Regions from separate parts of the Homo sapiens genome. Here regions 1, 2, 4, 5 and 6 are each linked to region 3. Evidence: read pairs that join two places in POLR2A ChIA-PET (ENCODE). Cell type or tissue: HepG2. All regions are shown on one strand. Each heading gives the region's core, and the rest is flanking DNA. Links, peaks and the distances in the headings are about the cores only. Region 1 holds the start of STARD9 (StAR related lipid transfer domain containing 9). Region 2 overlaps GANC (glucosidase alpha, neutral C). Region 3 overlaps CAPN3 (calpain 3). Region 4 overlaps VPS39 (VPS39 subunit of HOPS complex). Region 5 overlaps STARD9 (StAR related lipid transfer domain containing 9). Region 6 overlaps GANC (glucosidase alpha, neutral C).

Evidence for each region. ChIA-PET counts read pairs that join two places held together with the same protein. Peaks named below come from ENCODE experiments on the same cell type or tissue, not always from the same donor. Only the 100,000 strongest peaks of a DNase experiment are listed, where the experiment ranks them.
Region 1: POLR2A ChIA-PET joins it to region 3 with 6 read pairs; 1 of 35 experiments calls an interaction of 5 or more read pairs at or near these places.
Region 2: POLR2A ChIA-PET joins it to region 3 with 6 read pairs; 2 of 35 experiments call an interaction of 5 or more read pairs at or near these places.
Region 4: POLR2A ChIA-PET joins it to region 3 with 5 read pairs; 4 of 35 experiments call an interaction of 5 or more read pairs at or near these places.
Region 5: POLR2A ChIA-PET joins it to region 3 with 5 read pairs; 2 of 35 experiments call an interaction of 5 or more read pairs at or near these places.
Region 6: POLR2A ChIA-PET joins it to region 3 with 5 read pairs; 9 of 35 experiments call an interaction of 5 or more read pairs at or near these places.

The regions. Positions count from the first base shown.
Region 1 is chr15:42,572,769-42,578,299 of GRCh38, forward strand. STARD9 (StAR related lipid transfer domain containing 9) reads left to right here and starts at 2,838. Exons shown (of 33, transcript NM_020759.3): 1 at 2,838-2,994. The coding sequence starts at 2,948. RefSeq lists silencers at 2,346-2,975, 4,956-5,015. In HepG2, for the core only: no CTCF peak of the experiment used is centred there; DNase peaks (open chromatin) are centred at 1,773 and 2,623; H3K4me3 peaks cover 2,012 bases.
Region 2 is chr15:42,312,934-42,316,933 of GRCh38, forward strand. All of the region lies in intron 10 of GANC (glucosidase alpha, neutral C), which reads left to right. It also overlaps the pseudogene BNIP3P5. Among named protein-coding and RNA genes, the nearest start is that of TMEM87A, 42 kb to the left of the region's middle. In HepG2, for the core only: a CTCF peak has its summit at 713 (motif pointing left); a DNase peak (open chromatin) is centred at 2,078.
Region 3 is chr15:42,390,294-42,394,293 of GRCh38, forward strand. CAPN3 (calpain 3) reads left to right here. Exons shown (of 24, transcript NM_000070.3): 7 at 2,346-2,429; 8 at 3,963-4,000. Among named protein-coding and RNA genes, the nearest start is that of CAPN3, 33 kb to the left of the region's middle. In HepG2, for the core only: no CTCF peak of the experiment used is centred there; a DNase peak (open chromatin) is centred at 2,428; H3K4me3 peaks cover 402 bases.
Region 4 is chr15:42,191,932-42,197,462 of GRCh38, forward strand. All of the region lies in intron 2 of VPS39 (VPS39 subunit of HOPS complex), which reads right to left. Among named protein-coding and RNA genes, the nearest start is that of MIR627, 5.0 kb to the right of the region's middle. RefSeq lists an enhancer at 602-791. In HepG2, for the core only: no CTCF peak of the experiment used is centred there; a DNase peak (open chromatin) is centred at 2,760.
Region 5 is chr15:42,589,235-42,594,765 of GRCh38, forward strand. The region is part of intron 3 of STARD9 (StAR related lipid transfer domain containing 9); the gene reads left to right. Among named protein-coding and RNA genes, the nearest start is that of STARD9, 16 kb to the left of the region's middle. In HepG2, for the core only: a CTCF peak has its summit at 2,541; DNase peaks (open chromatin) are centred at 1,837 and 2,517; H3K4me3 peaks cover 320 bases.
Region 6 is chr15:42,285,010-42,289,009 of GRCh38, forward strand. GANC (glucosidase alpha, neutral C) reads left to right here. Exons shown (of 24, transcript NM_198141.3): 4 at 2,682-2,809. Among named protein-coding and RNA genes, the nearest start is that of TMEM87A, 14 kb to the left of the region's middle. In HepG2, for the core only: no CTCF peak of the experiment used is centred there; a DNase peak (open chromatin) is centred at 1,652.

The DNA of each region.
Region 1 (5,531 bases), core at 621-4,620, 180 kb after region 3:
GCATCTGCTTAAAACTCTGTGATGCTAATCATCATAGCAGTTCCTCTCTTCAGTAAACTGTGTATCACAATAAAAAGTGATCTCTTGAGGTTCTTGGGTGTTTTTCACCGTATTCAGTGCAATATCATAAGCCTTGAATAACATCAGGGGACCAGTACCAAGTGCCACTAGTGATGCTGGAAGTGCTCCCAAGAAGCAGAGAAAAGTCATGACATTACAAGAAAAAGCTGAATTGCTTGATATGTACTATAGATCTGCAGCTGTGGTTGCCTACCATTTCATGATAAATGAATCCATTGTAAGGACCATTGTAAAATTTAAAAAAATTGTGCAGCCATGACCACAGCTACACCAGGAGGCACAAAAACCTTGAGCTTTTTGTGAAATACCTTTTTATAGTTTATTTTTATTTTTTAATTTGTGTAGAGATGAGGTCTCACCATTTTGCCCAGGCTGGTCTCAAACTACTAGGCTCAAGCAATACTCCTACCTTGGCCTCCCAAAGTGCTGGGATTACAGGCGTGAGCCACTGTGCCCGGCCCTGAAATGTCTTTTTATCTCATATTGAAAATGCAGCTTTTGGCAAGGTGCAGTGACTCATGCCTGTAATCCCAGCACTCTGGGAAGCCGAGGTGGGCAGATCACCTGAGGTCAGGAGTTTGAGACCAGCCTGGCCAACATGGTGAAACCCCATCTCCACTGAAAATACAAAAATTAACCAGGCATGGTGGTGCACAGCTGTAATCCCAGCTACTCGGGAGGCTGAGGCAGAAGAATCGCTTGAACCCAGGAGGCAGAGGTTGCAGTGAGCTGAGATAGTGCCACTGCACCCCAGTCTGGGCAACAGAGCAAGACTCTGTCTCAAACAACAACAACAACAACAAAACAACCAAAAACACACAACAACAACAACAAACAGAAAATGAAGCTTTTATGTGGGTACAGGATTGCTGTAAGAAAAACATACCTGGCCAGCGTGGTGGCTCACACCTGTAATCCCAACACTTTGGGAAGCAGAGGTGGTCAGATTGCCTGAAGTCAGGAGTTCAAGACCATTCTGGCCAACATGGTGAAACCCCGTCTCTACTAAAAATACAAAAAAATTAGCTGGGTGTGGTGGCACACGCCTGTAATCCCAGCTACTCGGGAGGCTGAGGCAGGGGAATTGCTTGAACCAGAGAGTTGAAGGTTGCAGTAAGCCAAGATCGCGCCACTGCACTCCAGCCTGGGCGACAGAGTGAGACAACATCTCAAAAAAAAAAAAAAAAAAAAAAAAAAAAAAAAGGAAAACATACCTATCTATATACCTATATACTCTTAATATGATTTGAGAACAAGCAAAGTCATTATATGACAACTTGAAGCAAAAGGAAGGTGAAGGATCCAAACAATTTTATGCCAGTAAGGGATGATTTGATAAATTTGGAAAGGTTTGGTTTAAAATATGTCAAGATAACAAGAGAAGCAGCTTCTGCTGACCAAGAGGGAGCAAATGAGTTCCTAGACACCATTAAGGAAATAATTGAGAAGAAAGGGTATCTGCCTGAACAGCTTTTCGGTGCATATGCAAGTTCCCTATTCTGGAAAAATAAATGCCACAAAGGACATTTATTAGTAAGGAAGAGAAGCAAGCACCAGGATTTAAGGCAGGAAGGGATACGCTAATATTTTGTGCAAATGCAGTTGGGTTTATGATCAGCACTGCCCTTATCTATATGGCTGCTAACCCTCAAGCCTTGAAGGGAAAAGATAAACACCAGCCACCTGTCTTTTGGTTGTACAAGAAGACCTGGACAATAACCCTTTATCTGAATTGGTTCCATCTATGCTTTGTCCCTGATGTCAGGAAGTACCTTGCCAGTAAGGGACTGCCTTCTATTTTTTTATTTTATTTTTTTTAGACAGGGTTTTGCTCTGTCGCCCAGGCTGAAGTACAGTGGCGCGATCCAGGCTCACTGCAGCCTCCGCCTCCAGGGTTCAAGTAATTCTCCTGCCTCAGCCTCCCGGGTAGCTGGAATTACAGGCGCACGCCAACAGGCCCGGCTAATTTTCGTATTTTGAGTACAGACGGGGTTTCACCAGGTTGGTCAGGCTGAACTCGAACCCCTGACCTCAGGTGATCTCGCTTCAGCCTCCCAAAGTGCTGGGATTACAGACGTGAGCCACTGCACCCGGCCTGCCTCGAAAATTTAACCACAGAATTGACAGTTCAAGCGAACGCAGAGAATAAAAGTATTTAGCAAATTACTTTGCAAACTTTCGGACCAAAAGTTGATTTACTTGACTTTACATAGCACGGACACCTAGTCGAGGAACAAAAACTATTTCTGGGTAAGCGGGGCCAGGAACAACAGACTTAGCACTGAGTCCTCGCGGCCCACTCGGCTCAGGATTGGCTGAAGCTGGGCCGGCACTGCTGGGCCCGGTGCGGCACGCGCATGGGTGGGGGCGTCCCAAGAGGCTGTAGGGCGGAGCGAGGCGGGGCGAGCCCGGGCGTCCTCCCGCCCACCGACTAGCCAAGGCTCGGCGGGCACCACCCAGCTCGGGATGCAGCGCGTGTTTGGGCGGGGGCGACCCGGGAGGCTTCGGATGGAACGAGGCGGAGCGAGCCCTGGCATCCTCCCGCCCACCAGGCTAAGGACTGGCCGAACGTCCACACGGGCCCGCCTGCTCTGGCTGCGGCGCGTGTTTGGGCGGGGGCGAGTCAGGAGGCTTTAAGGAGGATTGAGGGGAGGCGGGGCCGGGAGTTCTCCCGCCCACCGGGCTCAGGATTGGCCGAAGCTAGGCAGGCACCGCCCCGCTCGGGCGGCAGCTCGCGTCCGCGCGGCGGCGTCCCCAGAGGCGCGTGGGGCGGGCGGGGCTGGGTTGGGGCTGTGTCTGGGCTTAGGGCGGGGGCCTGGGATGCTGCCGCTGAGCTGACCCGCTGGACTTGGGTTGTGGCAGACGGATGGCGAACGTGCAGGTCGCCGTGCGGGTCCGGCCGCTCAGCAAGAGGTGAGTCTCCGCGGGAGAGGGCGCCTGAGGCTTCACAGGAGCTGAAAAGAGCGGGAGGTCCGCGTCTCCCCCTGCAGAGATTCTGGCGCGCAGAAATCGGTGACAAAGTGACCCGGGGGGTCGGGGTCCGGAATCCACGGAGGCCTGGCGGGACGGGACCTCAGTCGAGCTTTCGCGTTGTGTCCTGGGGATAGCGGTTCCCGGACGGCCGCGGGAGGGCTGCCCTGGGTGAGCGTCGCTGGCGTCCTGCCAGCAGGAGTTTCGAGGGACGGCGGCTCGAGGCTTGCTGCATCGGGTTGGGCCTTTGAGAAAGGCTGGGAGAGGGATGAGCATTCTCCTCTCTCTTTCTGGGGGCTTGGGAGTACCCATGAGGACTGAGGCTGAATGGTGTGTGTTTCTGGGTGCGCGTGGGCTTCTCTGCGAAGATGTGGAGAAAGCAGAAGGTGAGGGCGTGAGGGGGAAATTGAGGCCGACACAGGTCGCGGTTTCTTTCTATGCTCGACAGCTGATTTAATCCAGGACGGAACTGTTAAGTAGGGGAAGTTGTTCCAACCCCTTCTTTCTCTCAGAGCCCTCAGTGCCCGTTTTCTCGTGGCTTATTTTGATTCCGCACCTCTCATCTCAGCCCTTGAGACATCCAGTGTGCAGCCACGAACTTTTTTCTCTTTGTCACCAGATGAAGTGTTTTTTAAAGATCAATTAGAGTTTGTTGACAGGTGGAGAGAGTTTAAAGAGCCTTCTATGTAGTAAGACCGCCAAGAGCAAAGGACTTAGACTGTAAGGGACTAACTAGAGGTTAAGTTTTGGTGGGGAAAGGGTGGTTGGTGTGGAGGGAAGTGAGTGGTGGAAGGTAAATCTGGCAGAGGGTGCTTTGGGGACCAGGAGGCACATGTTGGAATTATTTGGCAAGTTTAAAAATCTCTGGGACATAAGATAGCTTGATAATTGGGCAGAAGGATCAAGAAAGGTATCGTCTCCCATAATAAAATTGGGTACTAGTGTGGATTATGTTCGTCCTCATATAGAAATGATTGGCTTTGAAAAGTCTTGTAATTGACAGACTAATGAGAAGAGCAATGAGATAGAAAGAAACAAAAAGTTAAAGAGAATAGGAAGAAGGCAAAAGAGGTACACTGAAGAAAGAGGGAAAGCAGATGCCTGACCTGCTGCGTTTTGATTGGTAAATGGCTTGTGACACCTGGCTTCTTCATAACTGGATGTGGTAGCTCAGGGCTGGGGGGGGTTTTATAAGTGCAGATGCTATGCTGGAGGTAGTCTCTGGTATATTCTGTATTTGTGAAACTGTTCTTTTAGGGTTCTCAGGATAACAGTATTGACCACTCCTAACATTCAGTAACTTCTCAGTTCCTTGGACACTAGGAATTTCTTTCTTTTTTCTTTTTTTTTTTGAGATGGAGTCTCGCTCTGTCGCCCAGGCTGGCGTTGAGTGGCGCGATCTCGGCTCACTGCAAGCTCCGCCTCCCGGGTTCACGCCATTCTCCTGCCTCAGCCTCCCCAGCAGCTGGGACTACAGGCACCCGCCACCATGCCCGGCTAATTTTTTGTATTTTTAGTAGAGATGGGGTTTCACTGTGTTAGCCAGGATGGTCTCGATCTCCTGACCTCGTGATCTGCCCGCCTGGGCCTCCCAAAGTGCTAGGATTAGAGGCGTGAGCCACTGCGCCCAGCCGGACACTAGGAATTTATAATAGCATGAATTAGATTAAGAAAATGATGCTGAAATTGGTTTACTTGCAGCCACAGTAGAGAATAACATACCAAACAAAAGTGAAGGGAAAATGAAAGCACAATTTATTTACTTTCAGCTCAAGTTAAGAGCCTTGAGCAGCAAGTGGTAGGATGTCAAGACTGTAGATACCCAGGTGTGAACAGATTGTAGCAGGCTGAAGATTCAGGAGCAGATACAGATAAACCCAGTGTGGCCCCAGCCAAGAGGTCCGGATCACTTCCCTCTTCTCACAGAATCCTGCAGAGATGGCAGCTGTTCTTCAGGGGGTGTTATACTGTCTTCATTGAGGCTTATCTGAATGTGGGGAATCTGGTGATTATGTGGTTTGTTCCAACCTTCAAATAAGTCATTGGCACACACTCAGTTGACAGTCATTGGATCTGATGTTGTGCTTGGGAAGAAATCTTACAGATGATCTGGCCCAAGCTTCTATTTTTTGTTTTTCCAGATGACAGAATGGTTTGGCTTAAGTTCTAAAAGTAGTAAGAGCCAAGATTTGATTCATTAGACCTACTGCTCTTTCTGAGATTACAGAAAAGTTGCATTTGTGTCTCAAGTGCCTATTTATTCAGTAGGACTAGAGTTGACGCTCAATTTTTTTTTTTTTTTTCTTTTGGAGATGGAGTCTCACTCTGTCACCCAGGCTGGAGTGCAATGGCGCGATCTCAGCTCACTGAAACCTCCGCCTCCTGGGTTCAAGCGATTCTCCTGCCCCAGCCTCCTGAGTAACTGGGATTATAGGCGCCTGCCACCATACCTAGCTGATTTTTGTATTTTTAGTAGAGAC
Region 2 (4,000 bases), core at 1-4,000, 77 kb before region 3:
CGTCTCAAAAAAAAAAAAAAAAAAGAACATGCTACTGGAATAAGGATAGACATACAGACCAGTGAAATAGAATTGAGAATCTAGAAGTAAACCCATACGCTTATGGCCACCCAAAACACTGGGATTACAGGCACAAGCCACAGTGCTTTGTCCATGTCACCATTATAATTTCAATAAAGGTTCATGACCATTCGATGAAGAAGAAATAGTCTCTTGAGCATATGGTGTGAGACAGTTGGATATCTACTTGCAAAAGAATGAAGTTGGACTCCTATATTCAAAAATATGTTATATGTGTATCATATACAAAAAAATAAAATGGTTCAACTATATAAGAGCTAAAACCATAAGACTCTCAGAAGAAAACAGGTAAATCTTCATGAACTTGGATTTGGCAGTGGATTCTTAGATATGACAACAAAATCGTGAGGAACAATGACAAGAAACACATGTTAGAATTCACTAACATTAAAAACTTTTGTGCATCAAAGAACATAAAGTGAAAAAGCAACCTACAGAATGGGAGAAAATGTTTGCAGATTGTATATCTGATATGGGTCTCTTATCCAGAATACATGAAGAACTGTCTACCACTGAGCAACAAAAAGACAGGCTGAGCACTGGGCCCATATCCCTCATGCTCGTCTGCCACTGAGGGCGCATGCAGCCTCTAGACCACAACCAAACAGTGACCCAGACTGCTACAGCCACCTTCTGGGCACCATATCACAGAGCAGGGACCCCAGGCTGTAGGGAAAGAGCTTGCAGGGCTCCTGGATAGAACTGTACTTTAGCAATGATAGGAAGGGGAACAGTGCTCCAACATCAGTTTCTGTTTATAATGGTGACATGGGCTGGGCACAGTGGCTCACGCCTGTAATCCCAGTGCTTTGGGAAGCCTCCAAAGTGCTTCCTTGAATTCAAGTAATCCTCTGCCTTGCTTCCCAGAGAAAGGCTGCAGTAAGCACTGTTCATGCTGCTGCTCTCCCGCCTAGACAACAGAGCGAGACCCTATCTCTAAAAACAACAGCAACAACAACAACAAAATTAATGTAATAGTGACATGGAAAAAATACAGCTGGATGCTTAAAATGAATTTGGACAGAGTAGCTCCAAAAGTTCTGTGACAGCCTACCTCTTTTACAGACATTGGAGAAAAATAGCTCTCAGTCTGAGGAAGATACTGAGAAAAGGAAAGAAGTTGAAAGCATCTTGAAGAAAAATTCAGATTGGATATGGGATTGGACAAGTTGGCCAGAAAATATTCCCCACAAGGAGTTCCTCTTTAAAGCACCTGAAGCACGTAGCTACCCAGCATGGAATTTAAAGCCTGATGAGGAAAGGGGGCATTTTCTCAGCAGAATTTCCAAAGGGTTTTGCTGCTGTCTCATCTGGTGGCCATGGGATTGGGGATCTATATTGGAAGGCATCTGACAACTTCTACCAGCACCTTTTGATGAATAATTTGAATCCAGCTTTGTGCGTATAGTGGGGATTTCTATCTGAGCTTGTGACACAGCTAACTCAGGAGCTGTTATGGTCCTTGGGTGGCTGTTTCACTTGTTTTTATTTGTTCTGTAAATACTGCTTTCCTAATTTAGTAAAATGAAAGAATAGACACTAAAATCACACTGACCTATACTTATACCTATAGAATCAGTTAATAAGGGTATCAGACTGATTAATATCTACTGTAACAATTTGGCAGTGAGTTTTCTTTGGATATTAGTATAAATATGTAAGTATCGTTTTAATATATTAGTCATGATATAGCATTTTAAAAATTATCTGTAACCTGAATTCTGTTAAAACACTTTATATTCCAAAAGAATGAATGACAGTGATATTAAAATCACTACATTAAAGGGTTTGCCCAGAATAAATATTGTGGCCTTACTTACACTACTGTGGAAAATATTATGTTTAATTTAAATAAATGCAGGTTGTCTACTAAGACTACACTTAACTATGGTAATTGTTCTTAATAAATAGAGAACAAGTTACAGCTACAAATGCCACCATACACTTCATACACCAAATTGTTCTCACTTTTGCAGCATAAGGACTTCAACCTCCAACTATTAGGTAATCAACTTGGATAATGTGTCTGTCAAAGGCACGTACTCAGTATCTTTTCCTCTTTATCACTCTGGATTGCTGAATTTAATCCTATCCTTTGTGCTCAACTTTTTTGTGCTGTTAAAATCAGCTTTATCCTAAGCATATCTGTATCTACTTTAAAAGATTGGAAATGGAAAAAAATAAATATTTGCCATATCCTTTAAAAAAAGAAAAGAAGCCATACTTTAAAAGACTAGAAATGGAAAATAAATAAATAAATCTTTACCAAATTCTTAAACAACAAAAAGATAAACAACCCAATTCTAAAATGAGCAAAGGATTTAAAGAGATAGTTCTCCAAAGAAGATAAATAAGTGAACAACAAACACATGAAAATATGCTCAGCATTGTTAGTCATTAGGAAAATGCAAATCAAAACCACAGTAAAATATCACTTCACACCCACTAGGATGGCTAAATCCAAAAAAATGGAAAAGCATAAGTGTTTACGAGGATGCAGAGAAATTGGAACATTGCTGGTGGAAATGTAAAATGGTTCAGCCATTGCAGAAAAGTTTGGCATTTCCTCAAAAAGTTAAACATAGAATTACCATATGACTCAGTATGATGGTTAATTTTATGTGTCAATTTGACTAGGTCGTGGTACCCAGGTATTCAAACACCAGTCTAGATGTCTCTGTGAAAGTATTTTTTAATGAGATTAACATTTAAGTCAGTAGACTTTGAGGAAAGCAGATTACTCTCCATAATGAGAGTGGGCCTCATCCAGTAGTTGAAGGCCTGGAGAAAAAGACTAAGGTCCCTGGGGAAAACAGAATGTCTCCAGCCTGCCTTCAGGCTCAAGCTGCAACATCAACTCCTCCCTGGTTTTCTAGTATGCCAGTATCTCCTGCAAAACTCAGACTTGCCAGCCCCTACAATCACACGAGCCAGTTACTTTAAATAAATAAGTATTTGTATCTCTCTCTGTGTATGTATACATATTTATAAGTATATAAATATATTCAATATAAATCCTATTAATTCTGTTTCTCTGAAAAACCCTGTGTTCTCTGAAGAACCCTAACTGATACACCCAGCAATTCTACTCCTAGATATATGCACAAGGGAATTGAAAGCAGGGACTCAACAGATACATGTATGCCAATGATCACTGTAGCATTATTCACAATTGTAGGGTCCAGCCCTATGGGGCTTAGTGGGTGTTGTCCCTATGTGCGGAGATGAGAGATTGTAAGAAATAAAGACACAAGACAAAGAGATAAAGAGAAAACAGCTGGGCCCAGGGGACCACTACCACCAAGACGCGGAGACTGGTAGTGGCCCTGAATGGCTGGGCGCGCTGATATTTATTGCATACAAGACAAGGGGGGCAGGGTAAGGAAGGTGAGTCGTCCAAGTGATTGATAAGGTCAAGCAAGTCACGTGATCATGGGACGGGGGCCCTTCCCTTTTAGGCAGCCAAAGCAGAGAGGGAAGGCAGCATTTTCTTCTATGCGTTTTCTTCTATGCACTTGTAAGAAAGATCAAGGACTTTAAGACTTTCACTATTTATTCTACCGCTATCTACTATGAACTTAAAAGAGAAACATGAAAGTGGACAAGGAACGTGACCATTGAAGCACAGCACTACAGGGAGGGGTTTAAGCCTCCAGATGACTGCTGGCAGGCCTGGATAATATCCAGCCTCCCACAGGAAGCTGGTGGAGCAGAGTGTTCCCTAACTCCTCCAAGGAAAGGAGACTCCCTTTCACTATCTGCTAATTAACGGGGCCTTCCCAGGTACTGGTGTTACCGCTTGACCAAGGAGCCCTCAAGCGGCCCTTATGCGGGCATGACAGAGGGCTCACCTCTTGCCTTCTAGGTCACTTCTCACAATGTCCCTTGAGTACCTGACCCTATACCCGCTGGTTATTCT
Region 3 (4,000 bases), core at 1-4,000:
CTCTGCTGGAGTTTCTGCATATTCCATGGTCCAGGCAGTTCCTCTCATAACGAACTATCAGACAGAAATACTTGTAAAGATACTTCATTTATTTTGAAATATTTTTCCTCTTCTAATGTATTCATTTATTCATTCAACACTTATTTTTGAGCTCCTACTATGTTCCAGGCACTCCTCTAGCAAACAAAGCAAATTCTCTCCTCTTTTTCAATATTTGTGGAAAAAGCAAGGTCTCCCTCTTGTAGAGTTTATATTCTAGTATTTTCATAAGTTATACCTGCTCACTGGAGAATACTGAGCCATACAGAAAAACACAGAGGAAAATTTCACTTATATTTTTCCCCATGTAAAGATAACCACTCTTAACATCTAGTATATGTTCTTCCAGGATTTTTCTATGCACACACTGAATCTGTATTTTTATTTTTAAAATGTTATCATATTGTATGTACCTCTTTGCAGCCTGCTTTTTTCAGTTAGTTTTTTTTGTTTTTTTGTTTTTTTTTTTTTTTTTGGAAACCAAGTCTTGCTCTATTCCCTAGGCTGGAGCACAGTGGTGCCATCTCGGCTCACTGCAACCTCTGCCTCCAAAGTTAAACTAATTCTCCTGCCTCAGCCTCCCGACATAGCTGGGATTACAGGCACACACCACCACACATGGCTAATTTTTGTATTTTTTAGTAGAGACGGGGTTTCACCATGTTGGCTGGAATGGTCTTGAACTCCTGACCTCAAGTGATCCACCTGCCTCAGCCTCCCAAAGTGCTGGGATTACAGGTGTAAGCCACCACACCCGGCCTAGTTTGATATTCTTAATGTGCCCAAAGTATTCTCCTGTAACATTTTTTAATAGCTACACAATATTCAAACACACAGATATGTTATAATTTATTTACCCAATACCCTATTATTGGAAAGTTGAGTTCTTTTTTTTCTTTGTTTTGTTTTGTTTTGCTACTATTCTAAAATGCTATAACGAACATCCCAATAGATACATCTTTGTATACATCCATGGTGACTTCCATAGGACAGATTCCCAGCAGTAGAATTGCTGGGTTGAATGATATGCTTAGGTAATGACAGAAGAGTCATTTCAAGCAGCTTCCTAGGTCTAGAACTAAGGATTAATGAGTCTCCCGCCCCCTCCCAGTCTATTCAGCATGATCTGGATCATGAGGACTGAGATCTGGAAGAGACTGAGATCTGGGAGAGGCTGAGATACCAAAAGCCCTGGCTCCACCCATACCCCTCGCCCTGAAAACAGCTCTAGGAATTCCGCGGCCTAGCAAGGCTCCGGGAAGCTCCTTTTAAAGCTGTTACGTTAGTAGGCACATGGAAGCCATAGAGAGCCTATCCAGGGCTCATGGGACTTTAGTGATCCTGCCCTTCTGCCAAGGATCCCCCATGGCTGCAACTTGGAAATTTCTGCAAATGGAAGAGCTACTCCTTAGGCACGGTCATGTCTGAGCAGGGATCTCCTCGGGCTTTCTTAGAATTCTCTCCCTGGGCACTGGGACTCTTGATTTCTTGAATATTATGTTCCAGGTGGGTGTGGAGGAGGTGAGGGGATGTAAAGAAGGCTAGACTTGGCCAGGCGCAGTGGCTCATGCCTGTAATCCCAGCACTTTGGGAGGCTGAGGCGGGTGGATCACCTGAGGTCAGGAGTTCGAGACCAGCCTGGCTAACATGGTGAAACCCCGTTTCTACTAAAAATACAAAAAATTAGCTGAGCATGGTGGCACGTGCCTGTAATCCCAGCTACTCGGGAGGCTGAGGCAGGAGAATCGCTGGAACACGGGAGGCAGAGGTTGCAGTGAGCCGAGATCGCGCCACTGCACTCCAGCCTGGGCGACACAGCAAGACTCTGTCTCAAAAAACAAAAAAGAAAGAAAAAAAGAAAAAGCTAGACTTACATGTGTCACTTAACCCCTTTTCTCAACCTCTTTCTCTTCCAGGAATAGTCAACCCTGGATGGCTTCAGGGGAAGGGGGATCCTGAAGCCCAGGGCAGCCTCCAACTCTACCCCTTCCTCCTTTGAAGGATACTAAGGGGTCCAGAAAGGAGGGGCAGGACACTGTTACCCACCCCACATCCCAGCATCCACATTGCTCTCTGATGGTCAGGACAGAGCCTTCTCAGGGAGACCAGCCTGTCTGGAGCTGTGTCTCTTGGCACTCTTAAAGGGCCACTGAAGGTCCGTTCGTGGTCGTGAGGCACACTTTCAGGGAGCAGAGTGGTCTGTGTCTTCACAGAGCCCGGAAAATGAACTAGTATGAACTTTGCCTCCAAGCAGCAGAACTTCTGTTCCCCCGCCCCTAATGGGTTCTCTGGTTACTGCTCTACAGACAATCATTCCGGTTCAGTATGAGACAAGAATGGCCTGCGGGCTGGTCAGAGGTCACGCCTACTCTGTCACGGGGCTGGATGAGGTAAGCCTGGTGGGGCTTGGTGGGGCAAGGGCACCCTCCTGGGTTAACCTCATGAAGTCAGGACTTAGCTGTTGGGGCCCCTTCCCTGTCTGCAGAGCTTGCCTCCAATCAGGACATTCAGTTCAAGGTCCAAGCCACGCCTGGGAGCAGAGGGGCCTGTGAAACTGGTAGAGGTGGATCCTGCCACAGTTGGTGCACAGTTTATCTTTGCTTTTCGTGCTAAAGATGGCAATTTTTCCAACATTTCCAATGAACAAATTGAAATATCACTTAACTTTGCTTTTACAAAGTTGGTTTCATGTGTTCTTGAGCTTCCTGTTCTCTCGTGTTCAGATAGCTACAGTTGTCTCTGGGTAGCCACGGGGACTGGTTCCAGAAGCCCCAACAGTAACAAAATCTGCAGATGCTCAAGTCCCTTCTGTAAAATGGAGTAGTATTTGCATATAACCTATGCACATCCTCCCATATACTTTAAGTCATCTCTGGATTACTTACGATACCTAACACAATGGAAATGCTATGTAAATAGTTATTGCACTGCATTGGGTTTTTTTGGTATTATTTTCTGTTGTTGTATTATTATTTTTTCTTTTTTTGAATATTTTTGATCCACAATTGGTTATATGCCAAAGCCATGGATACGAGAGGCTGACTGTTCTGTTTTGCTCCTTCTGGGACTTCTGGGTTTTCCTGGACCATGTCTGAGACAGGAACGTTGTAAGACCTGTTGCACACAGTTGGGCAGGTTGTGCCCTGTACAGAGGGATGGGCTGAGAGGGGCAGTTGCCTGCATCACCCATTGCAGCAGACTGGAGGGAGTCTGCTTGTTTGTAGTTCCTCAGTCAGCAGGGGCCTTTTGTCTTTCTTTCTTTCTTTTTTTTTTTTTTTTGAGACGGAGTCTCACTCTGTTGCCCAGGCTGGAGTGTAGTGGCACAGTCTCGGCTCACTGCAATGTCCGCCTCCTGGATTCAAGCGATTTTCCTGCCTCAGCCTCCTGAGTAGCTGGGATTACAGGCGCGTGTCACCATGCCCAGCTAATTTTTGTATTTTTAGTAGAGATGGGGGTTTCTCCATGTTGATCAGGCTGGTCTCGAACTCCTGACCTCGTGATCCGCCCACCTCGGCCTCTCAAAGTGCTGGGATTACAGGCGTGAGCCACCACGCCTGGCCAGCAGGGGCCTTTTTTCTAATTTATATGAAGACACCTAATTTATATGTGTTAGCAGGGCCCTACTGTTTATGCCTCACCTCCTCCCCCGAAGCTCATAACGGCAGGATGTTCCTGAGAAAATTGCCTCTTAGAAGATAGAGAGGAGATGGCCAAGCCCTAAGTTAGGCAGACTCAGGAGGAAAGGTCTGACCCACCCCCTGCCATTCCCCAGCACACTTGTGATTAATCTCCTTGGCCAGAGCCAGGCAGAACACCCTCGCGTAAGAGATTTGCCCCCCAGCCCCGTCCCAGCCCTCAGCAAGACAGAAGATTCCCTTTCCAGAGAGGCTGCAGAGCATGAGAGCTCTTTCTGTGTGCTTAAGGTCCCGTTCAAAGGTGAGAAAGTGAAGCTGGTGCGGCT
Region 4 (5,531 bases), core at 873-4,872, 200 kb before region 3:
CCAGCCCAAAGCATCCTTAGATCTAGACCAACTAATTTCCAGCAACTATTCTAACTAAGTTCTGTATCACGGAGACAGAGCAAACACTCAAACCCATCTCCAGAGCTAAAGCAATTCAATGCGTCTACACTTACTGCCGCTTTCAGGTGATGCTACATCTGCTGGCACTGTTACAAAAAAGGGGAAGAAAGTTATATACCATAAAAACATGTGAATTCAGCCTTGCTGGGGATGACAAAAATATTCAGCCTCAAAAGTCACCAATGAGTCAAAAAGAGAATAATTATCATCATCATCATCAGAGCAGCTATCATGAAGCAATAACTACATACTGGGTTCGGGGTTTAAAAATTTATATATATTTTTTTCTGTAAACTCACAACTACTCCCAAGAAGTAGGTATTATTATTCCAAGCTCATATTTGAGGGGCATGAGGGGTAAAGCAGTTAGGTAACAGCCAGTGAGGGAGCCTACAAGCAAACCCAGGCTGACTCTAAAGCCTGTGCTCTGAACCCACGCCCTGCTACCTGCCTTCTACTTCATGGACAGGATGCTCGCACTGCTGACCTGAGTTGTTCCCCACAGCTAGCTCTGCCCTTGCCCTCTGGAAATCAGGGAGACTCTTTGGGGCAGCCATAAGAACTCATGCCACCAAAGCTGGTCTTACTTCTTCCATGTGTCCCTCAGCAGAGGGGATGAAGAAAGGGCCCTAAAGTTGCAGGGAGTGTGCCCTGGTATTCTGCTGTTACATTTCATGAGAAAAAAAAACAATTCAGACACTTCCTACACTTGAAAGCGTCCTATTATTGCATTTAATACTTCTCTTTTCTTATTTTTTTGTTTTGTTTTGTTTTGTTTTTTTTTGAGACAGAGTCTCATTCTGTTGCCCAGGCCGGAGTGCAGTAGTGCAATCTCAGCTCACTGCAACATCCACCTCCCGGGTTCAAGCAATTCTCGTGCCCTCAGCCTCTGGAGTAGCTGGGATTACAGGCATGTGCCACCATGCCCGGCTAATTTTTGTATTTTTAGTAGAGACAGGGTTTCACCATGTTGGCCAGGCTGGCCTTGAACTCTCGACCTCAGGTGATCCACCCACCTCGGCCTTCCAAAGTGCTGGGATTACAGGAGTGAGCCACTGCCCCCGGCCTATAATTCTCTTTACAAACAGAATTTTCTAAGGCAGAGATTCTTAAACTTTTTTGTCTCAAAATCTTGATAATCTTAAAAATTACTGAGGACCTCAAAGAACTTTTTTGGGGGTTATATACATGAATATTTATGTTAGAAATTTAAATACATACATTTAAAAACATATATGTATTTAAAAATAACAATAATAACCCCATAAGTAAGAACCCACATCTGCTTCTGCATTTAATCTGTTTTGATAATTTAATTTGTTTTGGTTGAAGTATATGACAAAAAATCTGTCCTCATATAGATAACATAGTTGAAAAGGGAAAAGTACTTTAATAGATTTTTCAGATTCTTCTTTGATACTACACCAACACTTAACAAATGTAATTTCTTGTAAAGCGAAATCTCACACCTGTCAATGAACTTTTCATTTTCTGTTACGTAAAAAAACATTGGTCTACCTTACACTTTGAATGTATTTTTTACTCATACGTGATTTTAAAACTCATGCATTAGTCATTTGGAAAATACTGGTTCACTGAGTTATGCAGATTTTCCAATCCAGACCTACATTTCATTATAGGATGTTAAAAAATGACACTCATTATTATCACCCCCAATCTCATCAGAAAAAATCTTTAATTATGGAGAAGCTGTCACACTCAGGGGAGTGAACACAAGTTTTCCATAATTCTATTTTTTTTCTTAAAAGCTCTAACTTTATCATTCACAACAAATACTGCCAGTTGTTTACCTTAAAGTAACAGATTCCCTTTGTTCATAAAAAAAAAAAAAAAAATGCCAAATATCTAAATGGTCTGAAAAAACCACAACCTGTCATTCTTTCAAACAAAAATAATACTCCCTGAAAAAAGTAGCCAGTTTAGCTCGTAACTCAATCACATAAGCATTTTTCCCTTGAGACAGCTATCGGACTTCACACCCTAGCACACAGCAGAAGTGCTTTATGTGTACTTCCCATTATATCATATGAGATTACTAAAAAGATGTGTTGCCAAAAGTCAAAATACAATAAAAATAACTTGTACTGCCTAACCAAGAACACTTTTAAGTGAAACTAGCTTTAAAAAAAAACAAAAACAAAAACAAACTGGCCAGGTGTGGTGGTTCACGCCTGTAATCCCAGCACTTTGGGAGGCCGAGAAACCTCCCAGGTGTAGATCACCTGAGGTCAGGAGTTAAAGACCAGACTGGCCAATATGGTGAAATCCTGTCTCTACTGAAAATACAAAAATTAGCCAGGCATGGTGGTGGGCGCCTGTAATCCCAGTTACTCAGGAGGCTGAGGCATGAGAATTGCTTGAACCTGGGAGGGGGAGGTTGCAGTGAGCCGAGATTATGCCATTGCATTCCAGCTTAGAAGACAAGTGTGAAATTCCGTCTCAAAAAAAAGAAAAGAAAAAATAAATAAATAAAACCCATCACTTGAGGCAAGGAGTTTGGGGCCACCCTGGGCAAGAAGAGACAACTCATCTTTACAAGAAGTGAAAAAACTATCTGGGCATGCTGGTGTGTGCCGGTAGTCCTAGCTGCTTGAGAGGCTGAGGCGGGAGGATCGCCTGAGCCTAGGAGTTATAGGTTGCAGTGAGTCATGATTGCGCCACTGCACTCTAGTCTGAGTGACAGAATGAGACCATCTCAAAAAAACAAACAAACAAAACCCACTGTGAGCACATGGTGAGAATTACACAATGACCATCAGTACAGCTTGGTACCACTGTTTTTTTCGTTTTTTTAAAAAAATCTCTATTTGAAGTTAGGTACTACTGTTCTGATTTGTGTTCAGGTGCTAACCAGTTTTAATTACCATTCCTTTTGCACCATCATTGTAAATGTCAATACAGTGAAAAAAAAAAAAAACAAAAAACGAAATGTTTTAGTGTTTCTGCAAACTTGGTTTTGTCCTTGTAGGTCCTCTGAAAGGATCTTGAGGATCCCCAGGGGTCTAGAGACCACATTTTCAGAACACTGCTCTAGGATGACAGCATGACTGAAATAAACCTAGAGTTGTAAAGGCCTCAGACATGAACAAATCTAAGCCCTCTCAGTTCAAAATAAGAGTAGACTGGGCTGGGCACAGTGGCTCATGCCTGTAATCCCAGCACTTTGGGAGGTCGAGGCGGGCGGATCACTTGAGGTCAGGAATTCCAGACCAGCCTGGCCAACATGGTGAAACCCTGTCTCTAAAATAGTACAAAAATTAACTGGGCATGATGGCACGCATCTGTAGTCCCGGAACTTTGGGAGGCTGAGGTGGGCAGATCACTTGAGCCCAGGAATTCAAGTCCAGCCTGGGCAATCTGGCGAAACCCCATCACTACAAAAGATACAAAAATGGCTCAGCCCAAAATCTCCTTAAGCTGATAAGCAACTTCAGCAAAGTCTCAGGATACAAAATCAATGTGCAAAAACCACAAGCATTCTTATACACCAATAACAGACAAACAGAGAGCCAAATCATGAGTGAACTCCCATTCACAATTGCTTCAAAGAGAATAAAATACCTAGGAATCCAACTTACAAGGGATGTGAAGAACCTCTTCAAGGAGAACTACAAACCACTGCTCAACGAAATAAAAGAGGACACAAACAAATGGAAGAACATTCCATGATCATGGATAGGAAGAATCATATTGTGAAAATGGCCATACTGCCCAAGGTAATTTAGAGATTCAATGCCATCCTCATCAAGCTACCAATGACTGTCTTCACAGAATTGGAAAAAACTACTTTAAAGTTCATATGAAACCAAAAAAGAGCCTGCATTGCCAAGTCGATCCTAAGCAAAAAGAACAAAGCTGGAGGCGTCACGCTGCCTGACTTCAAACTATACTACAAGGCTACAGTAACCAAAACAGCATGGTACTGGAACCAAAACAGAGATAGAGACAAATGGAACAGAACAGAGGCCTCAAAAATAATACCACACATCTACAACCATCTGATCTTTGACAAACCTGACAAAAACAAGAAATGGGGAAAGGATTCCCTATTTAATAAATGGTGCTCGGAAAACTGGCTAGGCATATGTAGAAAGCTGAAACTGGATCCCTTCCTTACACCTTATACAAAAATTAATTCAAGATGGATTAAAGACTTAAATGTTAGACCTAAAACCATAAAAACCCTAGAAGAAAACCTAGGCAATACCATTCAGGACACAGGCATGGGCAAGGACTTCATGTCTAAAACACCAAAAGCAATGGCAACAAAAGCCAAAATTGACAAATGGGATCTAATTAAACTAAAGAGCTTCTGCACAGCAAAAGAAACTACCATCAGAGTGAACAGGCAACCTACAGAATGGGAGAACATTTTTGCAATCTACTCATCTGACAAAGGGCTAATATCTAGAATCTACAAAGAAATCAAACTTACAAGAAAAAAACCAACAACCCCATCAAAAAGTAGGCAAAGGATATGAACAGACACTTCTCAAAAGAAGACATTTATGCAGCCAACAGACACATGAAAAAATGCTCATCATCATCATCACTGGCCATCAGAGAAATGCAAATCAAAACCACAATGAGATACCATCTCACACCAGTTAGAATGGCGATCATTAAAAAGTCAGGAAACAACAGGTGCTGGAGAGGATGTAGAGAAACAGGAACGCTTTTACACTGTTGGTGGGACTGTAAACTAGTTCAACCATTGTGGAAGACAGTGTGGCAATTCCTCAAGGATCTAGAACTAGAAATACCAGTTGACCCAGCCATCCCATTACTGAGTATATACCCAAAGGATTATAGATCATGCTAGTATAAAGACACATGCACACGTATGTTTAATGCAGCACTGTTCACAAGAGCAAAGACTTGGAACCAACCCAAATGTCCATCAATGATAGACTGGATTAAGAAAATGTGGCACATATACACCATGGAATACTATGCAGCCATAAAAAAGGATGAGTTCATGTCCTTTGTAGGGACATGGATGAAGCTGGAAACCATCATTCTCAGCAAACTATTGCAAGGACAAAAAAACCAAACACTGCATGTTCTCACTCATAGGTGGGAATTGAACAATGAGAACACTTGGACACAGGAAGGGGAACATCACACACTGGGGGCCTGTCGTGGGGTGGGGGGAGGGGGGAGGGAAAGCATTAGGAGATATACCTAACGTAAATGACGAGTTAATGGGTGCAGCACACCAACATGGCACATGTATACATATGTAACAAACCTGCACGTTGTGCACTTGTACCCTAGAACTTAAAGTATAATTAAAAAGAGTGGAAAAAAAAACCTAAAAAAAAAAAAAGAAAAAATCTAAGTAATGCTAAAAAAAAAAAGATACAAAAATGGGTTGGGCATAGTGGTGTGTGCCTGTGGTCCCATCTACCTGGGAGGCTGAGGTGGGA
Region 5 (5,531 bases), core at 630-4,629, 200 kb after region 3:
AGAGATAGGGTCTTGCTGTATTGTCTAGGCTGGTCTTGAGCTCCTGGGCTCAAGTGATCCTCCCGCCTTGGCTTCCCAAAGTGTTGGGATTATAGGCATGAGTCACCACGCTTGGCCAAATTCACCTTTTTAATGTACAGTAACACATTCAGGTGTGTAACTGACACTACAATCAATATACAAAATAGTCTATCATCCCAAAAATTGCTTCATGCTCTTTTATAGTCTATTTCCCCAGGCCCTCACAATTACTGATCTGTTTTCTGTCCCTACAGTTTTATCAGTTCCAGAACGTCATAAAAATGGAATCAAACAGTATGTAGTTGTTTGAATCTGGCTTCTTTCACTTTGCGTGATGTATTTGAGATTCATCTTTTTTTTTTTTTTTTTAAATGGAGTTTCGCTCTTGTTGCCTAGGCTGGAGCGCAGTGGTGCGATCATGGCTCACTGCAACCTCCACCTTCTGGTTTCAAGTGATTCTCTGGCCTCAGCCTCCTGAGTAGCTGGGATTACAGGCGCCTGCCACCATGCCCAGCTAATTTTTTTATTTTTAGTAGAGACGGGGTTTCACTATGTTGGCCAGCCTGGTCTCAAACTCCTGACCTTGTGATCCACCTGCCTTGGCCTCCCAAAGTGCTGGGATTACAGGCGTGAGCCACCACACCTGGCCAAGATTCATCTTTACTGTTGTGTGTGTCACATCTTCTAACCTTGATTCTTTTTTTTTTTTTTTTTTTTTTTGTTGAGACCGGGTCTCGCTCTGTCACTCAGGCTGGAGTAGGGTGGCGCAGTCACAGCTCACTGCAGCCTCAACCTCCTGAACTTAAGTGATCCTCCCACCTCAGCCTCCTGAGTAGCTGGGACTACAGATACGTGTGCCACCATGCTCGGCTAAGTTTTGTAGTTTTTGTAGAAATGTGGTCTCACTGTGTTGCTCAGGCTGGTCTCAAACTCCTGGGCTCAAACGATCTGCCTGCCTTGGCCTCTCAAAGTGCTGGGATTACAGGTGTGAGCCACCACACCTGACCTTGATTCATATTTATTTAAATTATCTGCTCTCCCAGAAGGAATCTCATGACTTTGGAAGCATGGATTCTAACTATAAAGGATACAGTGTGTCTTTCATCCCTAGGTTTCTTCTTATTACAAAGGAAGGACTGCTCAGAAATATGGCATTGATTTCAGATATCAAAATATCTGAGGGAACTATCTAAATTTCCCTTAGTGGATATGGAGGGAGTATCTAAATATCTGACTTTAGGGGGATTTAGAGCAGCATCTTAAGAAGCCATTCAGAGGTAGATGTTGACAAGAATGTCACCTGATCAGTGTTGGTGCTTGTGTTAGTCTATTTTGTGTTATAAAGGAATACCTGAGGCTTAGTAATTTATAAAGAAAAGAGGTTTATTTGGCTCACAATTCTGCAGGCTTTATAGAAAGTATTGTGCCAGTATCTGCTGTTGCTGAGGGTTCAGAGAGCATCCAGTTGTAACAGAAGGGGAAGGAGACAGTCTTGTCACAGCGAGAGAGAGAGAGCGAGAGATGGGAGGGAGGCCACTCTCTTAAACAGTCAGCTCCAGTGTGAACTAATAGAGCAAGAACGCACTCATTACTGTGGGGAGGGGACCAGGCCATTCATGAGGGATCTGTCCCCATGACCCAAACACTTCTCAGCAGGCCCCAGCTCCAACATTGGGGGTCACATTTCAACATGAGATTTGGAGGGGACAGATGCACAAACTGTGTCAGTGCTGCCTTGTCATAGCCTCTTAGTATGTTAGAGTTTGAAGAGAACTTGTTAGTCATCTAGGCCAGAGTTTGTTGACCTCAGCGCTGTTGACATTTTGACCATATAATTCTTTGTTGTGGGGGTCTGTACTGTGCATTGTAGAATGTTTAGCAGCATTCCTGGCCTCTACCCACTTGATGCCAGTAGCAATCCCCCAACTGTGACAATAAAAAACATGTCCAGGCTGAGCACAGTGGCTCACGCCTGTAATCCTAGCACTTTGGGAGGCCAAGGCGGGTGGATCACCTGAGGTCAGGAGTTCAAGACCAGCCTGGCCAACGTGGCGAAACCCTGTCTCTACTAAAGATACAGAAAATAGCCAGGCATGGTGGTGCATGCCTGTAATCCGAGCTACTCGGGAGGCTGAAGCAGGAGAATTGCTTTAACCCGGGAAGCGGTGGTTGCAGTAAGCCGAGATCGCACCACTGCACTCCAGCCAGGGCAACAGAGCAAGAGTCCATCTTAAAAAAAAAAAAAAAATGTCTGGACATTAGCCACTAATCTAGGCCAACCCTCATATGTTACAGATCTGGCCATGTAATTTATGGCATTATACAGGTGGTTAGTGCTCAAGCTGGAACAGACCCAGGCTTCCTTATGGTGGTCTTTTTATTGCATTGTATCATTCTCTGTCTTTTTATATTTACAGCCTCAAAAGATAGGTTCAAAGTTAAAATTCCTTAGTGCTTTGGCACTCTTCCTGGTCCTTAGTGGTGAAATGCCTGAGTAAATAGATCAGTTGTCACCAACTAGGGACTACTAGAGGACAAGTCAGCTACTGCAAGTTCTACTGAGAAGCAGCTTTATTTGTTAAATGCCTATTGATAGCCAGATACAATTGTAAATGTTTATCACTTCATTCACGTTCTATTAGATCTATATTATTTACTCCATTTTGTAGATAAGGAAACTGAGGCATAGAACGTTTATAGGACTTGCCAGTAAGTGGTGGAGCAAGAATTCAAATTCAAGACTGTTTAACTCTAAATTTTATGTCATTTCCACTAAACCTCACTGACTCTCAAAAAGAAATACCATTTAGCCTACTAGTGATCTGATCATCTCTTTATGTATATTTGATATAATTTCTTAAATACCCTAAAAGGTAGAGGATTTTATCCCCCTTTTATAGTGGAGGAAATTTAGGCTTAGAGAAGTTATATGATCTGCCAAAGTTACACAGTAAGATGTGAGTTCTAGATTTGAACACAGGATCATCTGACTGCAAAGTTCATATTCAACACTATGCTGCAGTACAAAAGGAAAATGAAGGATATGGGAAAAGGAAGCGATGGAAAACTGGAGAAGGGGAGAGAAAAGACTATAGTGAATGGGATGTGGTTGGAGATCTCTATAGTACCTGTCTTGTCCATTACTCCTTGACCCTGGTGTCAGCTTCCTGTTTTTTTTCTTTTTCTTTTTTCTTTTTTTTATTTTTTGAGACAGAGTCTCACTCTGTCACCCAGGCTGGAGTGCAGTGGTGCGATCTTAGCTCACTGCAATCTCCGCCTTCCGGTTTCTAGCAATTCTCCTGCCTCCGCCTCCCGAGTAGCTGGGATTACAGGTGTGTGCCACCACACCCGGCTAATTTTTGTATTTGTAGTAGAGACGGGTTTCTCCATGTTGGCCAGGCTCGTCTCGAACTCCGGATCTCAAGTGATCTGCCCACCTCAGCCTCCCAAAGTGCTGGGATTACAGGCGTGAGCCACCACACCCAGCCAGCTTTCCATTCTTAAGGCAAGTCATTATTGGTCTAAATGCTGTTTTCAGTATTTGTTAATATTTGGACTTGCAGCAGAAGCTTTTCTTCAAAATTGGCCTGTATTTTTTCTGGCTTGAATCTGTATTAAAGTCAATTTGCTTCTCTGAAATTAAACCTGGACTTGAATTCAGGCAGTCAGTTATTGGCTAGCTTACTTTGGGCAAGTTGCTTATCCTCTTTGCTTTCTAGTTTCTTCAGCTCTAAAATAGAGATCATATATGCCTCAAAGAGTTATTGTGAGGAGGAAATGAAATAATTAAAGTGCCCAGCCCAGTACTTGGCACCTCGGCGTCAAATGAGTTTATGAGTGCTGTGCCTTGGGTCCCTGCCGTGATTACCATTATCATACGTAGTACAAGAGAAGCAAGGCTCATGATATTTTTCTGAGTTGAACTAGATTTGGAAACCTCTTTTCTGAATCTGGTTATGATCCCTTCTGGGACCATCCTGCTCCATTTGGAAAACTAACTTCCCTCCCTTCCTCCTGGTGAGGAACATCTGTTGGCGCAGGAATCCTCTGCTCCGGCGTATTGTGTTTGGGTGACTGTGTGTTTGTAAAACTTTCCATGAGGAGTATTAGCTCAGCTTTACCCACCAGGGCCTGAAAGTGGCTGTTTAAAACAAATGCAGACTGAGTCAACAAAAATCATGTCTATGAACAAAAAGCTAACCGCTCTTCATGGAAAGAATTGCTCCTATTCTTCTGGAAATCTTTATTTTAAAATGGTCTGTTATTTAGCTAAAACACTTGTAGCATTTCCAGACCAAAAAAAAAATCATGTTGAGTGAGCAGGAGATTTTTGTCTGAATTCAAAACAACCACTGTCTCCAAAATTGAAAGTATTTTAGTAGTAATATGGTTGTGCTTCTTTTTTTTTTTTTTTTTTTTTTTTTTTGAGACAGAGTCTCACTCTGTTGCCCAGGCTGGAGTGCAGTGGTACAATCTCGGCTCACTGCAAGCTCTGCCTCCCAGGTCCACGCCATTCTCCTGTCTCAGCCTCCTGAGTAGCTGGGACTACAGGCGCCCGCCACCACGCCCGGCTAACTTTTTTTTTTGTATTTTTAGTAGAGACGGGGTTTCTCCGTGTTAGCCAGAATGGTCTTGATCTCCTGACCTCATGATCCGCCCGCCTCGGCCTCCCAAAGTTCTGGGATTACAGGCGTGAGCCACCGCGTGGTTGTGCTTCTTGTTGTTTTAATATTTATTTGGTCTCCACAATATACTGAACATCAAACAACACACAGAATACATCATTACTTATGTCAAGGAGCCCTGAGAGAGAGTGAGCAAGTGAGAGTGAGAGAGACAGACAGACGGAGAAAAGAGAGTGTGCTATAGATTCTTTGGTGAATATCTTTTCCAATTCTGGACTTCAGTGTGAGGATGTCAGGAACCTGGAGAGGCTTCAGAGGGAAACCACACATACTCCCCCAAATGATTACAGAGCTGGACTGCAGGAACCAAGAGGAGCCACTATTAGTGTAGTATACCTCATGGGCATTCCACATGCGATTATTCAGTAAAGGAATGTTGATCCTGCGATGGGAAGGCAGAGATGATAATGCTCCATAAGTACTGAACATGAGGAGTTTTTTTCTGGAACATGAGAACCAGCTGGTCTTTGTTTTCATTAGGATAAAAGAGATTTCAGTTAAATTGCAGAAAATTGTACGTAATTAGGACACGAAGAGTAACTTGTACAGAATTTTTGAATCCTGATACATAGTAGCTAAATAGCTTGACTTTAGAATTCCAGAATATTAATACTGGAAGAAATGTTAAGAGACCATTCAAGATACTTACTTTTTCAGATTGAAGGTCTAGAGAGACAAAATAACAGTTAGAAGTTTTTTTTGTTTGTTTGTTTTCTTTTTGGCCAGTCCAGAATTGTTCTTGATGTGGCTGGGAAATCCTGTTGTTTATTCTAATGGTAGGGGCCATGGACTGCAACACAATGGTCCTAGCATAACAGGTAATGT
Region 6 (4,000 bases), core at 1-4,000, 110 kb before region 3:
GTCATTTCCAATCATCACTAACAGGAGGAAGAGATTTGATAGTTTATTTGTATATTATTTTATTTATAAATATCCAGCAGGTCCTAGCAAATAGGAAAGGAATATCTACAAATGTTTACTGTTTTAGGTAGAAGAATATAACAGTCATGTCCAAACTTTTTGAAAGAGCAAGGATGTGGTGGAAGGATTGGGAAAGAACTGGCAGTTAAGCCTCAGGGAAGTGGCATTTAAACTGTCATCCACAGAGCCCTAAGGTTTCGACAGAGGTGACTTAGGACTCAGTACAGGGAAGGCAGGGGACTCTAAGGTGGGACACTGAGCCATTCCCCACTGTCTTTAACCCAAGTGGCTTTACTTATTGGACTTCTGGGAGTCTGCTGATATTTAAAAGAAAGAAAGAAAGAAAGAAAAAACACATGAGCCCAGATCATAGGAGGAAATGCATACTAAGGTCTAAGGAAAGTAGAGCCTGGACCAAGAAAGCTATGTTGGTGATAATAAGAGATAAGGCACAGTGGCTCATACTTGTAATCCCAGCACTCTGGGAGGCTGAGGCAGGAGGATCACTGGAGGTCAGGAGTTTGAGACCAGCCTGGTCAACATGGTGAAACCCCATCTCTATTAAAAATACAAAAATTAGCCTGGTGTGATGGCACGCACCTGTAATTCCAGCTACTCAGGAGGCTGAGGCACAAGAATCTCTTGAACCTAGGAGGCGGAGGTTGCAGTGAGCCAAGATTGCGCCACTGCACTCCAGCCTGGGTGACCAAGCAAGACTCCATCTCAAAATAAATAAATTTAAAGAAAGAATGACTGTAAATATTGCTAAATTTCAGAGTGATTTTTGCTAAAATTAGATTGCTAAATTAAAATGAGGATTAACTCTGATTTATACATGAAGTCATTATAGTGAAAACAGGGTTATTGCTCTCTTTTCCCCCCTGGGCTGCAGCCTCAGGAACAGAACATACAGATCAGTCTTTGGTTTAAACAAAAATTAGTTTTTTTTTTTTTGTAGAGAAAGCTGTTTTACTAAAAATGGGACAATCTCTGAGTGAATAACTAAATGTAAATTGTTAATCATATATAGGCAGACCACCTATATGCCCCCTGCTTAGGAAGTTCTTGCCCATTTTTGCCTACTCAAAGTCTTACTAATTCCTGAAGGCCCTGCTTAAATCTCTATTCCTCTAGAGAAATGTCCAGAACTTCTAACCCTACAGTCATCATTAATAACCCTTCTTAATCTCTTGCCTTTCTGTTTTAAAACTTATCACAGAATGCTCTGTGTTAGCTTTGCATCTCTTTTATCTCCTCCAATTTCAGCCTCCCCAAAAGTTCAATCATTGCAATAATAGATGCCAAATAAATGTTAATTGAATGGAATTTGAGAGAGCAATGGAAACACATGTTTAAATAGTGAGAAAATACATAATCTAACAGAATTTGAACTTTGTACTTGGACATATTTCCAAATGTTAAAATTTTGATTGTACGCTAAAAGTAGTTTAAATACATAAAAGAACATTAAACATGCAAGCAGTAATTACAGTATGATCACTATTGCATCATAACCCTGCCTTAGAATATCTAGAAAAGGATCCACAGCCATAGCACTGTTTACTTGTTCACTGTTCATTATCATGTTACAGTTTAACTGCCCTGATTGCTTCCCTGTTTTCGCAAGAGGCAAAGTTCCAGTAACATCATGTTTTTGGTGCTGGCTTGGTATTCTTCATATTTCTTATCTTTTACTTGCACCACATTGTACCCATTCTAAGCTATGTCACACAACTTACCGAGTTTAGCTGTCATTTAACAGACATAATAGTAACAACACAGGCACCCAGTAGTAACCAAAATTTGGCATCATACTTCGTGAGGAAATTGCAATTGACTAGTGTGGCATGGCCCACCAGTTGAAAACCATGGTCTTAAAATATTTTTCTAGGTGCTCATTTTGTAGCCTGAGTCCTGTCATTTCTGTTCTCCTAGAGCTTCTTGTTCTGTGTTTTATTTTTCAAATTCTCTATTATCTTCATGATTCTACATTGTTTCCGTGTCCCACGGTAGGCAGAATTTTACTTAGGTTCCCCAGCCTCTTGTAAAAGTTCCCCGGGTCTATTTTCCCAGCTGTGAAAAATCAATTCCAGTTTGATTTTAGTGCACCAAGCCTCCTTTCATCCACCACTAGAGAACTCCAATGATCATCATTTTATTCTGTACTGTTTTCTCTTCTGTAGCCTGCCACCCTTCATCTTTCATCCAGCTGGAATCTAGTTACTCTGCTTTTAACAGGCAAACTCTTATTCTTAATGTATCTGTAGTTTATCATAGATACAGTAGCCACATGTCCCAATCTTCCAAGGCAAGTTTCAGTTTATGCCTGTCTTTCAGTGTAATTATTAATAGAGACTTCTTTCACTCTGAAGATCCTGGTTTGACAATTTTATGTTCACCTAGCCACAGAACACATAGGAGATATTTCTTGTTGCTGCTGTAGCTATAGTCAAGCAAGTACATACATAAACTGGGGAGCTTTTTTTTTTAATTGCCATTGTTCTCCAATTTGCTTGGCCTATCATAATTGAAACAAATACTTTCCTAATTATTGTAATTGGTGCAAAATTGGCCATCACTTGGGTAACCTGTTGAAGGTAATCTCTTGTATCTGTTTCCAGGTTCCTCTCCTGGCTGAAATTTATGGTATAGAAGGAAACATTTTCAGGCTTAAAATTAATGAAGAGACTCCTCTAAAACCCAGATTTGAAGTTCCGGATGTCCTCACAAGCAAGCCAAGCACTGTAAGGTAAGCCAAGGAGCGAGGTATTTTAGAGACACGCTTGATATATTCTTTTATCATATCTTGAGTAATAAATTTTGTTATGTGCACTTCTTATTTTGGCTGCTCAAAACTACAGTCATTTAGGTTGGTGTAAAAGTAATTGTGGTTTTTGCCATTACTTTTAATGTATTCAGTTATTTGGGGATAAGTCTATCCATTTTCCTTATTATCCATTCTGTTTTTTCTTCATCCACCATTTGATTCATCAGGATTTATTTAACGGGGAGAAGCAGAACTTTGATCCCTGCTCTCCTTCTCACAAAGAAAGTGGTTTTATTAGCCAGACTATGGGAGCAAGTAGAAGGAAAGCTACTTATTACTCACTCAGATTAGCAGCAGGGCTCCGGAGATCTAATACGCTAGCCAAACTCCCATACTTACAGTAATTTATACTATTGGACGGACTCACTTAATTAAGGTTATTCTCAGAAGTCTAACATGTAATTTTACTTAGTGTCAAGGTAAATTAATAATCAGTGTCTAGGTGAAAAACAATCTTTGGGGACTAAAGCATTTTCAAGTACCTGCAAAACTTTAATCTCTTCTCATAACACTTTCCAGTGATATTTCAACTCAGTTTTGCCGGTTGGTTTCCATTATATTGTCATATTATTTCACTAAAGGAATATCAGATTATGCCAGATGCTTTCATTTTTACTATATCATTACTGTAGTTTTATGTAGATTATTTTTTCCATGAAAATCTTATAAAAGGTCAATACATTATAATGAGAAATGAATTCAGTTATGATAGAATCATCAAAAGTTTAAAATATATCTATTCACTGAGCCACACTATATGCCAATAACTTAGTAAACATAATTTTTTTTAATTTAATTTTTTCTTTTAATAGAGACAGAGTCTTGCTGTGTTACCCCAGCTGGTATCAAACTCCTGGCCTCAAATGATTCTCCCTCCTCTTCCTCCCAAAGTGTTGGGGTTATCGGCATGAGCCACCATGCCTGCCCTAAATAAGAACTTAAAAGAGACTGTTTCTCAAGGCTTTTGCAGTTTGACAATTGAATCAATGCATACATATAACCTCCTGGCCACAGTATGTTATTTTCTACTATCCTGAAGGATAGTACAGCCTTCACAATTTTTACACTTGTGTTCGTAAGTAAGTTAATCTGTAATTTTCTCTTTCCGTGCTG